Linked DNA regions of Homo sapiens: region 2 is linked to region 1. Evidence: chromatin loops called from intact Hi-C (ENCODE). Cell type or tissue: HCT116. All regions are shown on one strand.

The links. A loop is a pair of places that touch in the nucleus more often than their neighbours do. Peaks named below come from ENCODE experiments on the same cell type or tissue, not always from the same donor. Only the 100,000 strongest peaks of a DNase experiment are listed, where the experiment ranks them.
Region 2: a loop joins it to region 1, with 5 times the contacts of the local background. A loop is called at or near these places in 7 of 110 quality-filtered maps.

Annotation. Positions count from the first base shown.
Region 1 is chr3:157,201,468-157,206,467 of GRCh38, forward strand. All of the region lies in intron 2 of LOC101928236 (a long non-coding RNA gene), which reads left to right. Among named protein-coding and RNA genes, the nearest start is that of CCNL1, 44 kb to the left of the region's middle. RefSeq lists a silencer at 435-484. In HCT116, CTCF peaks have their summits at 420 (motif pointing left) and 3,098 (motif pointing right); DNase peaks (open chromatin) are centred at 364 and 3,060.
Region 2 is chr3:155,993,381-155,998,380 of GRCh38, forward strand. No RefSeq gene overlaps it. Among named protein-coding and RNA genes, the nearest start is that of KCNAB1, 120 kb to the right of the region's middle. In HCT116, a CTCF peak has its summit at 2,363 (motif pointing right); DNase peaks (open chromatin) are centred at 2,391 and 2,831.

The sequences.
Region 1 (5,000 bases):
TGGCCAACTGAGACAAGCTGCCCATGAATTATGCTGCTCTGTGCTTATTAAGACTTCATGTTGCACAGAAATGGATTGAAAAGATGTAAGTTATCCAGTCTCTCAATATTACCCTCAATAATTTACTTCCAAAAAGAAAAAAACTGATCTGAAGATTTCAGGCAAGAATTTAAAATTGCTAATCTCATTTCATAACTCCAAAAGGATTTTATGTCTGTCACTGTAAAACCTGCTGTGGATATTCCTAAGTCTCAATTCAGCCAACTTCCGAGAATTCCCACAGCATGAAAATACATGAATCGCCAGTGCTTGGGCTAAATGCAAACCAATTAAGCTTTTAAATAGCTGAAGTGTGAGCTAAAGCCTGCTACATAATTTAAATGCCATCTAGTGGCCAAATGTCATCTTTAGTCCTCATTCAAAACAGTTTTGGTGCCTTCTGGTATTTATCTTAGGGTGATATACCAAATAGTTTTGAGTCAATCATATGATAGCCACTTCTGCTTTCAGAGTGAAACGAAATTGGAATATGATAAAAAATGTTTAACAGCTTGAAATGTGCGTAAGTCCCAGCTTTTATTCCAGGGTCATCTGCTTATATGGCTATAAAACAGAGTTGTTGCTTGGTTTGACTAGTATGCCATCAAATAGTACCCGTAAGCTGGGCACAGTGGCTCACACCTGTAATCCCAGTACTTTGGGAGGCCGAGGCAGGTGGATCACTTGAAGCCAGGAGCTCAAGACCATCCTAACCAACATGGTGAAATCCCATATCTACTAAAAATACAAAAAATTACCAGGCATGGTGGTGCATGCCTGTAGTCCCAGCTCCTCGGGGAGGTTGAGGTGGGAGAATCACTTAAAGCCAGGAGGCAGAGTTTGCAGTGAGCCGACATTGCACCACGGCACTCCAACCTGGGTGACAGAGCGAGACCTTGTCTCAAAACCAACCAACCAACCAACCAAACAAAAAACCCAAATAGCACCCATAGTTATAATTTACTATTTTGCCATTGAAAAATTAAAGCATATATGTAATGTTAGGAAGCTAATATAGGACCGTATTTTAATCATTGATAGACAGAGGATTTAAAGGATCAGGCTTCAGTCTTAGCAAATGAAGTAGCTGTGAGAGAGACATATCATTTGTCCATAAGTAAGTGCCATGCACAAGCACATTAGTATGATTATAATAATAGTGGCCTTGAGAGCAGCAGCCAACATAGATTAAATGCTTATATGCCAGGTACTGTTCTGCATGCTCTGCTTGTATTAATTCATTTGATCTTCACAATAACCTAATGAGGTAGGTATTGTGGTTGCACCCATTTTATAGGCAAATTGGGGCACAGAGTGGTTAAATTTCATGCCCACTAGAGAGAGGCCGAATAGGAATTGGAGCATTTGGAGTATCCTTTGGTCTTTTAGCTGGTTTGGATTTTGGGTAGTGCTTTGGTGGAAGGATCCTCAGAGAATCATGAAAGACCCTTTAATATAACAAGGACACAGTCAGCACTTGATCATCCTATGATCTAGGCAGAGTCTAGATCTAGGCAATGCTCTAGGAAGAGTCTGGGAATGTTGGCTCAAGGATGAGGCTGTGCAAACAAGGCTCTCTCTGGGTCCCTGGCAAGAACAGCTTTGGTTAGACCTACCTGCTCTTTTGGCTCTGTGGGGGTAAATCATCTCTGGAGAATTGAGAGTGGATTTTGCTTTTGTATAATTGTGGTCTGGGGTTATTTGTAACGTCTTTCTCTCTCTGTTTAGATCATAGAGTTGATTGATTTGAGTGCAACCAAACTAGCTGTGGTCATTCAATAAATAAGACACCATTAAGCATTTTTCTTCTTACTGGTCACAGATATGGTTCTATTCTTTCACTTTGGACATGTGATCATATAAAGCCTTAAGGATAAGAAATTAGGTTACTACCTCACATAGGGATTTGTTGATTGTATTGTATTGCATTATTGTATTGTATTTATTTATTTATTTTGAGACAGAGTTTCACTCTGTTGCCCACGCTGGAGTGCAGTGGGGCAATCATGGCTCACTGCAGCCTTGACGTCCCAGACTCAAGCGATCCTCCCACCTCAGCCTCCCAAGTAGCTGGGACTGCAGGCATGTGCCACCACACCTGTCTAGTTTTTTTAAAAAAAATTTTTGTAGAGGGGTCTTGCCATGTTGCCTAGGCTGGTCTCGAAGTCCTGGTCTCAAGTGATCCTCCCACCTTGCCCTCCCAAAGTGCTGGGATTATAGGCATCAGCCACTGCACCCTGCCTGCTTTATTAATTTTAGTGAGCCTCACATACAGTTTTCAAAGTCAATAACCATGGGTTTATTATCCTCAATTTACAGATAAGAAAACTAGGATGAAAGAGATTACGTGGTTTGCCCAAATTCACATGATATATGGCTATAGAAGTAAGACTAGAACCTAGGCATTTCATTGAATATGCTAAACACACATATACACACTCATTTTTCTAGGTATATAGTATTAATATGTGCATATGTATAAATGACAATGACAATTGAGTATTTAAACATTTCAAGATGTGAACATGAAAATTATGCTAATTCTATTTTTTTAAAAATAGAGACTGAGTTTCACTCAGTTGCCCAGGGTGGAATGCAGTGGTGTGATCATAGAGTTGTAACCTTCAACTCCTGGGCTCAAATGATCCTCCCACCTCAGCCTCCACGTAGTCTCCTCAGTAGCCAGGACTACACGTGCATGCTACCGTGCCCTACTAATTTTTTAAATTTTTTGTAGAGATGGACCTTTAATTTCAGTTTTGTCATCTATTCTGTACTTTCTCAGTTACTATTAAAAGATCTTCAATAGGACAGATAATCAAATCATCTATATAACATAAATAATTTAAATGTTTTACTGACTAAAAGACAGAATCTAGGTAATCTTTCAAGGCTTACTCTAGATTTCTAGTTTTATTAGTTTTTAATTTAAGAAATTTATTAAGGATTTCTTTTCATAAGATGATATACCTTTACAGCAGTTTAACAAGCTTATCATGCTTCATACAATTTATCCAGAAGGAGGCAGCATTTTACTATTAAATTGATGCTTCCGCAAAGGTTCTAAATTGTTTTGTTTTGTTTTTTAAAGATGTAAACTATCTAAATACACACACCCTAAATCCTTTCAGGGCAAAGATTCCTGACTATCACTAGAGCTTTGCATATTGCCACAACTGTGAAATCCAAATTCCACTCAGATTAAATGCATCTAAAATTACAAATAGCATAGATAGTAGCAAAATTCATTGGCAGAAACCATTTTTGCAATAAAGATATTGATCAAAATAATTTAGAGTTGAACAGAAGATGGAGTAGAAGGGAAAATGAATGATTCAGTTGTTGCTAACTTGTAGAAAATAAGTATTTGGTTAATAAGAGATCAACTTGTTGAAAAAAATTTGATTCACTCAGAAACAAGGATAATGAATTAGTTTTAATCATCTAGCTAAATTCATAAATGGGACTTGCTGTTTCTTTTGATGTTTTTATTGAATCATAGGATCTTTAGAAAGAAACTTGAAATTTCCTGTGGCATATTTCAGTGATTGCTGGTCAGAACTCATTTCATCTATCACGGAAAATGAGAGTCTATCTGCTTTCAGAGGATTAGGAAGAAGGGAATTCCACCATGATAAGGGAAATTAAGTTATGAGAATAACAGGATGGCAGAGGGGCCTTTTTCTGTTGCCCTGTATTTGACACAGAGCCCAGAGCTAAAAACAGTAACTGGGGTCTGGTGCTTTCTCCAGAGTATTCCTAAGGGGCTAAAGAACTATACACCAGTCCCCACCCACCTCCTCTGTCCCTTAACACCCTGTCCTTGGGGAGTAAGTAGGGTGGAGTGATTTCCCCCCTGCCATCACTAAGGGGCTGCTTCCCACTCCCATTTCCAAGTGAAGAAAGAGACTGTCCCCATCGTGACCTCTACTTAGGCATAAGATTTGCTAGGCTATTCATTCTACTAGAGCAGAGGAGATGCAAGCTAGGAGAGATGGGTGATCAGAGAGAAGAGGCTACAGTGGAACAGTCAGCTTGCCTGTCCATTATGTGGCATGGCCAGGGTGCAAGAAATTCCTTAGGGCAAGAGGACATATGGAAGGCAGGTGCCTTCGAGCCAACTTGCTGTAACAACATCCTCCCTTCCCAGGGCTATGCACCATGACTTGGAGTGTATTACTGGGGATACTTGAGGGAGTGGATGGGAAAGACCCAGCCATAGCTCAGTCTTCCATATGGGGGTGTGCAGTGGGAAGACACCCCCAGGGCCCTCTGACTGGCTCTCACATGTGCTCCAAAAGGTGGACTTGAGAGGCCGGCACTCACACTCAGGGTTTTCTGGAGAAGCAGAGCGGCGGGCAGAGTGAGGGCCACAGCTGATCCTGTTGGGTGGAAAGACCCTGTCCCTTTCCTTCCCACTCTTCCTGACTAAAATACTCGAGCAGGGCATAGGAGAGGGAGGAGGAGGGGTATCTCAGAGCCCGCACTCCCCCTCACCCATCTTACTTCAAACAGCCGGGGTCCTGACTCAAGCGTTCTTTGGAGTGGGAGGAGATGGAATTTAAATGGAGTTTGAAATTGAAGTTTTAGTTGGTTTTTTAATAACCAAAAATGAATAGAAAGTGATGCAATTTTGGCCAGGGGCAGTGGCTCATGTCTGTAATCCCAGCATTTTGGGAGGCCAAGGCAAGAGTGTTGCTTGAGTTCAGGAGTCCAAGACCAGGCTGGACAACATGGCGAAATCCCGTCTCTACAAAAAATACAAAAATTAGCCAGAAGTGGTGGTGCACACCTGTGTTCCCAGCTACTTGGGAGGCTGAGGTGGGAGAATCACTTGAATCCCTGAGGTTGACAGTGCAGTGAGCTGTGTTCATGCCACTGCACTTCAGCCTGGGTTACAGAGCAGGAGACCCTGTCTCAAAAAAAAAAAAAAAAGATGCAATCTGTCTAGGATGCCATGG
Region 2 (5,000 bases), 1.2 Mb before region 1:
ATCTGGTGACAGCTCATAGAATGTGTTATTTCCAATGTTTGCAAATAACAATCTAAATAGAAATATGCTTGAAGATATTCTGTTAATGTGTATGCACTGAAAAGCAATTTCCTTTCCATATTATATATTAAAAGAATTGAAACCCTCCCTTGTATTTGCAATTGTATAAATGTCTTCATGCTATTTAAGGTGCAGGTCATGGCAGGAGAGCGTGAACGTGTCATTTGATAGTTCTTGGTCAATGCGGGTATAGTCTCTAGCAGTGGTCTTTTTTTGAAGTATTTCAAATTTTCATTGGTTTTATGCCAGCGAGTGGAAAAAGTAAGGGCTTTGCAGCTAGTGAGACTTAGGTTCTAATACATATCCTTTGGAACAAGGTGTTCAAAATTTGCTGGGATAATGATGGTGACATTTGCATAGGAGACATGGAATCTTCTGCTATCAAGGATTAAGACCTTTTCCTTCGCATGTTAACTGCTATTAAAACATCTCTGGGGAGCCGAGCGTGGTGGCTCACGCCTGTAATCCCAGCACTTTGGGAGGCTGAGGCGGGTGGATCACGAGGTCAGGAGATCGAGACCATCCTGGCTAACATGGTGAAATCCCGTCTCTACTAAAAATACAAAAAATTAGCCGGGCGTGGTGGCGGGCGCCTGTAGTCCCAGCTGCTAGGGAGGCTGAGGCAAGAGAATGGCATGAACCCGGAAGGCGGAGCTTGCAGTGAGCCGAGATTGTGCCACTGCACTCCAGCCTGGGTGACAGAGCGACACTCCGTCTCAAAAACAAAGCAAAACAAAACAAAAAAAACTCTGATGATTGAAACTGTTATTAAATGGAAAGCAGTGTAAAAAAGGCCACTTGAGACCTCCCCGGGGGGGATTTACTAGAAAGGCGAACCCCAGTGCCATGCCAGTGCCTCGGATATCTTGGGCGAAGGAGACAGCTTTGGATGCAGCTTGTGTCTGAAGCTGGAATCTGAAAGCTTATTCTTAGGCAGTGAGCTTAGCAATGTTTTGGAGGAAGTCTGAATGACCAACTGGGGTGTCTGTTGACTTTACATCTCACAAAGTTTCTGGTCTCATACATGGGGTAGTGTAGCTGCAGGTTGTTAGGTTAATTAGTTTCTAGGGGCCGTTGTGCTATTCTGAAGCCTCATGAGCTTTATTCCATTTGTGAAATTGGGGGAGGGATGTGGAGGTTGGAGGGTTAAGGGCTGGGAATAAGGTGAATCCTGGTGTGGTGCTAGCTAAAGAGGGGGACTGATGGAGTGTTAAAGGAGTCAGGGATTGGAGATGTCTGATCCCTCGTCTTCTTGGAGAAGCAATTAAATTAATTAATAGCATTGTTGGAACTTGTTCTGTCATGAGTTCTGATTTTCTCTATAGTCTTGAACTCCTGGGCTCAACTGATCCTCCTGCCTCGGCCTCCCAAAGAGCTGGGATTACACTTTCTCCTAGGTTCATACATACATCTCATTAAATGTACATACATCTCATTCATCATCTCATTAAAAATGAGATGATGTATGTATGAACCTAGGAGAAAGAAAAAGGAGTAAGTTATTTGACTAGCCTTCCACTTAATGTGGAACTGCCCGTTGCTCAGGTGTCAGTGGCCACTATTCCTGAACCCATGTGCATTCCAATCGAGCTGCCCCTCTGGGAGCTCCTGCATCACTCAGTGTATTTTTTGAGGAGATAAATGTAAACTTTTGGCCTTTTCATTGATCACTTTCCCTGTGTTAGATTGTTCTCAGGGGTAGAGAATTCAGAACTCTACATGGCGTTGCTCACAACTTTCTGAATGAACTCAGGCAAATCTCAACCTTAAAGAATGTTGAGCACAAAAACATTAATTTTACCTGCTTTAGATGTTTGATGCTAAATTAAAGTGAGAAAATGCATATGAAAGTGCATTGCAATATGACTCTTTATTAGACATGGAAGGACACAGAACATGCAGAGGGAAGCATTTTTAAGCATTACTAGAAGACCAGAATCAAATTTAATATTCCCTTAAAGTAAATAAGTATTTATACATTAAAGCCCACCAATGAAGGACCATCAGGAACACATTTATTGTAGTACGAAGAAATTATACTTATTTTTCTTGCTGTTGCAAGACTGAAAGCACCTTAAATAAATGATGAGGAGTTGGAAGAAGCTTGTCATAGTATGTGAGTGTGTGCTGGATGATTCAAGGGAGGATTGAGGAGGTGGGGAGCAATTCTGAATTGGATGTTTCAGGAAGCAGGAGCAATTTTGTGACTGAATATCGTAATGATTTTTATCTATAAGATAGAAGGACGACAGTGGTTTTCCTTGGTGAGGTAAAGGAGAAGCAGTCACTCATGTTAGACAGAAGAGGGGGCTGTTTTACTATTTTTGTGATTTCAGAGTGGCCTTATCTGTGTCTCATTCCAAATACGGGCTTGGAATGGACTTGTTTAGACATTGTTTCTATTCTGTGATTGTGGTTTATATGCAATTGGAAATATTATGGCCTAGTTGCCAGCAGGTCTGCTTTTCATTTTCTTGCCTGGTTTCAGGTATGAATATTTGCTTTATCCCCTTTTCTGGAAGGCAAAGAAAGAAGTCATATTCTAGAAGGGGGCCAAGCCTGAGCACTAAGATAGAGGGTCTCCACCTGGGCTTTGGAGATTAGTAAAGGATAAGAATTAAGTTACAAGAGCAAAATGGTAAACGAGTAACGGTAAATGCTCAAGGAGTGAAGCATACCAGAGAAGGTGCATGGGAGATGGCCCTGAAGAGGCTGAGTGTAGCTCCTCCTGCAGGTGTGTTTTTACACAGGTACGCATAAGGAGCACATAGGTTCTTATGAGAACCACACAGATACATATAAGGAGCCCACGAGTATGTACAAGGAGCACACAGGTATGAATAAGGAGGCCACAGGCACTTCTAAGGAACACATGGGTACACGTAAGGAGGCCATAAAAGGTGAATAGAATTTTTGTTTTCTGACTTCAAATGTAACAACTAGACTCCCACCTCAATGCCAAAGTTTTAATTTTACCTCCATATTACCTTCCTGTGATTCCTTACTTATAGTTTTTACCTATATATGTAATGTTCATTTTAATCTTTAACATTGGTTACTTTTGGGAAGTGATACCAAAGTGTTTAGGGAGGCGTCATCACTCTGCTTTATATACTTATACATTGTTTAAACTTTATGGGCTAATTTATTTATAATTAAATTAGTACATTAAAAACAAAAAAGAAACAATTTAATAGTGGTGGTGGTGGAGGATCATGTGATTTTTTTTTGGTGATGTTCTCTGAAGGATGATTTTCTAATTAATCTGTTTTTTTTGAAGGGAAATTCAAAATTCCCCCTTATGAAGGGGGTGGTGTAGGTGTCTTGGATCTGTTGAAAAGACAGTTTTGAGGAGAATTATGATTATGATTATGATAAAATTATGATTCTAATACAAGTGTAAAATGAAAAATGTAAATGAATTTTATTTAATTCGTTAATTAATGGGAACCAGTAATATGTACAAACAATCCAGGAGAATTCAAAGATCAGACCCATATATTGGCAATGAGGAATGCTGAAATGAATTTGCTTAATAAATGCAAAACTGGCTTCTTGGAAAAAAATGGATGTCATTTTGCACTTCTCCCTGGCAAAATTCATTTGCAGTCTGTGAACAGGAGTCATTTGCATTGCTGGCAGTGACCTATGTTTACAGAGTTGTCTGGTTGCAAGATGCACCACTGGACAAGACACCCAGTAATCTTATTTGCCCATTTCAAAGTTTTCAACACTTTTTCCTGCCAGCTCAGAATAACATTTGTTAAAATTCAGTCATTCCTCACCGGGCGCAGTGGCTCACGCCTGTAATCCCAGCACTTTGGAAGGCTGAGGTGGGCAGATGTCTTGAGGTCAGGAGTTGAGGCCACCCTGGCCAACATGGCGAAAGCCTGTCTCTACTAAAAATACAAAAATTAGCTGAGTGTGGTGGCAGGCGCCTGTAGTCCCTGCTAGTTGGGAGGTTGAGGTGGGAGAATTGCTTGAACCCAGGAAGCAGAGGCTGTAGCAAGCCAAAATCGCGCCACTGCACTCCAGCCTGGGTGACAGAGTGAGACTTCCTCTCAAAAAAAAAAAAAAAAAAAAAAAATTCAGTCATTCCTGCCTAATACCTGTACTTAAGATTACATACATAAAAAGAGAAAATGGGCCAAGTGCGGTGGCTCACGCCTGTAATCCCAACACTTCGGGAGGCCAAGGTGGGCGGATCATGAGGTCAGGGGTTCAAGACCAGCCTGGCCAACATGGTAAAACCCCATCTCTACTAAAAATACAAAAAATTAGCCAGGCATGGTGGCACGCGCCTGTAGTCCCAGCTACTCGGGAGGCTGAGGCAGGAGAATGGCGTGAACCTGGGAGGTGGAGCTTGCAGTGAGCTGAGATCGCGCCACTGCACTCCAGCCTGGGTGACAATTGAAGACTCCATCTCAAAAAAAAAAAAAAAAAAAAAGAAAAGAAAAGAAAATGGAGAATATTAAATGAAATAATAAATTGATTATTTGTTATAATTTTATTCTGATGTTTATTTCTGTTGATAAGTGACCAATCCAAAATGATTGTAAAAGAAAAATTTCACTGACTTCAAGGATGTTAATGACATAATTATCAGCAAATAGTTTTAAATTTGCTTGTATTTTCTCTTTTTATACTTTAAGTTCTGGGATACATGTGCAGAACGTGCAGGTTTGTTACATAGGTATACACGTGCCATGGTGGTTTGCTGCACCCATCAACCCATCATCTACATTAGGTATTTCTATAATGCTATCCCTTACCTATCCGTTCAATCCCCAATGGGCCCTGGAGTTCCACTCCATGTGTCCATGTGTTCTCATTGTTCAACTCCCATTTATGAATGAGATCGTGCCATGTTTGGTTTTCTGTTCTTGTGTTAGTTTGCTGAGAATGATGGCTTCCAGCTTCATCCATGTCCCTGGAAAGGA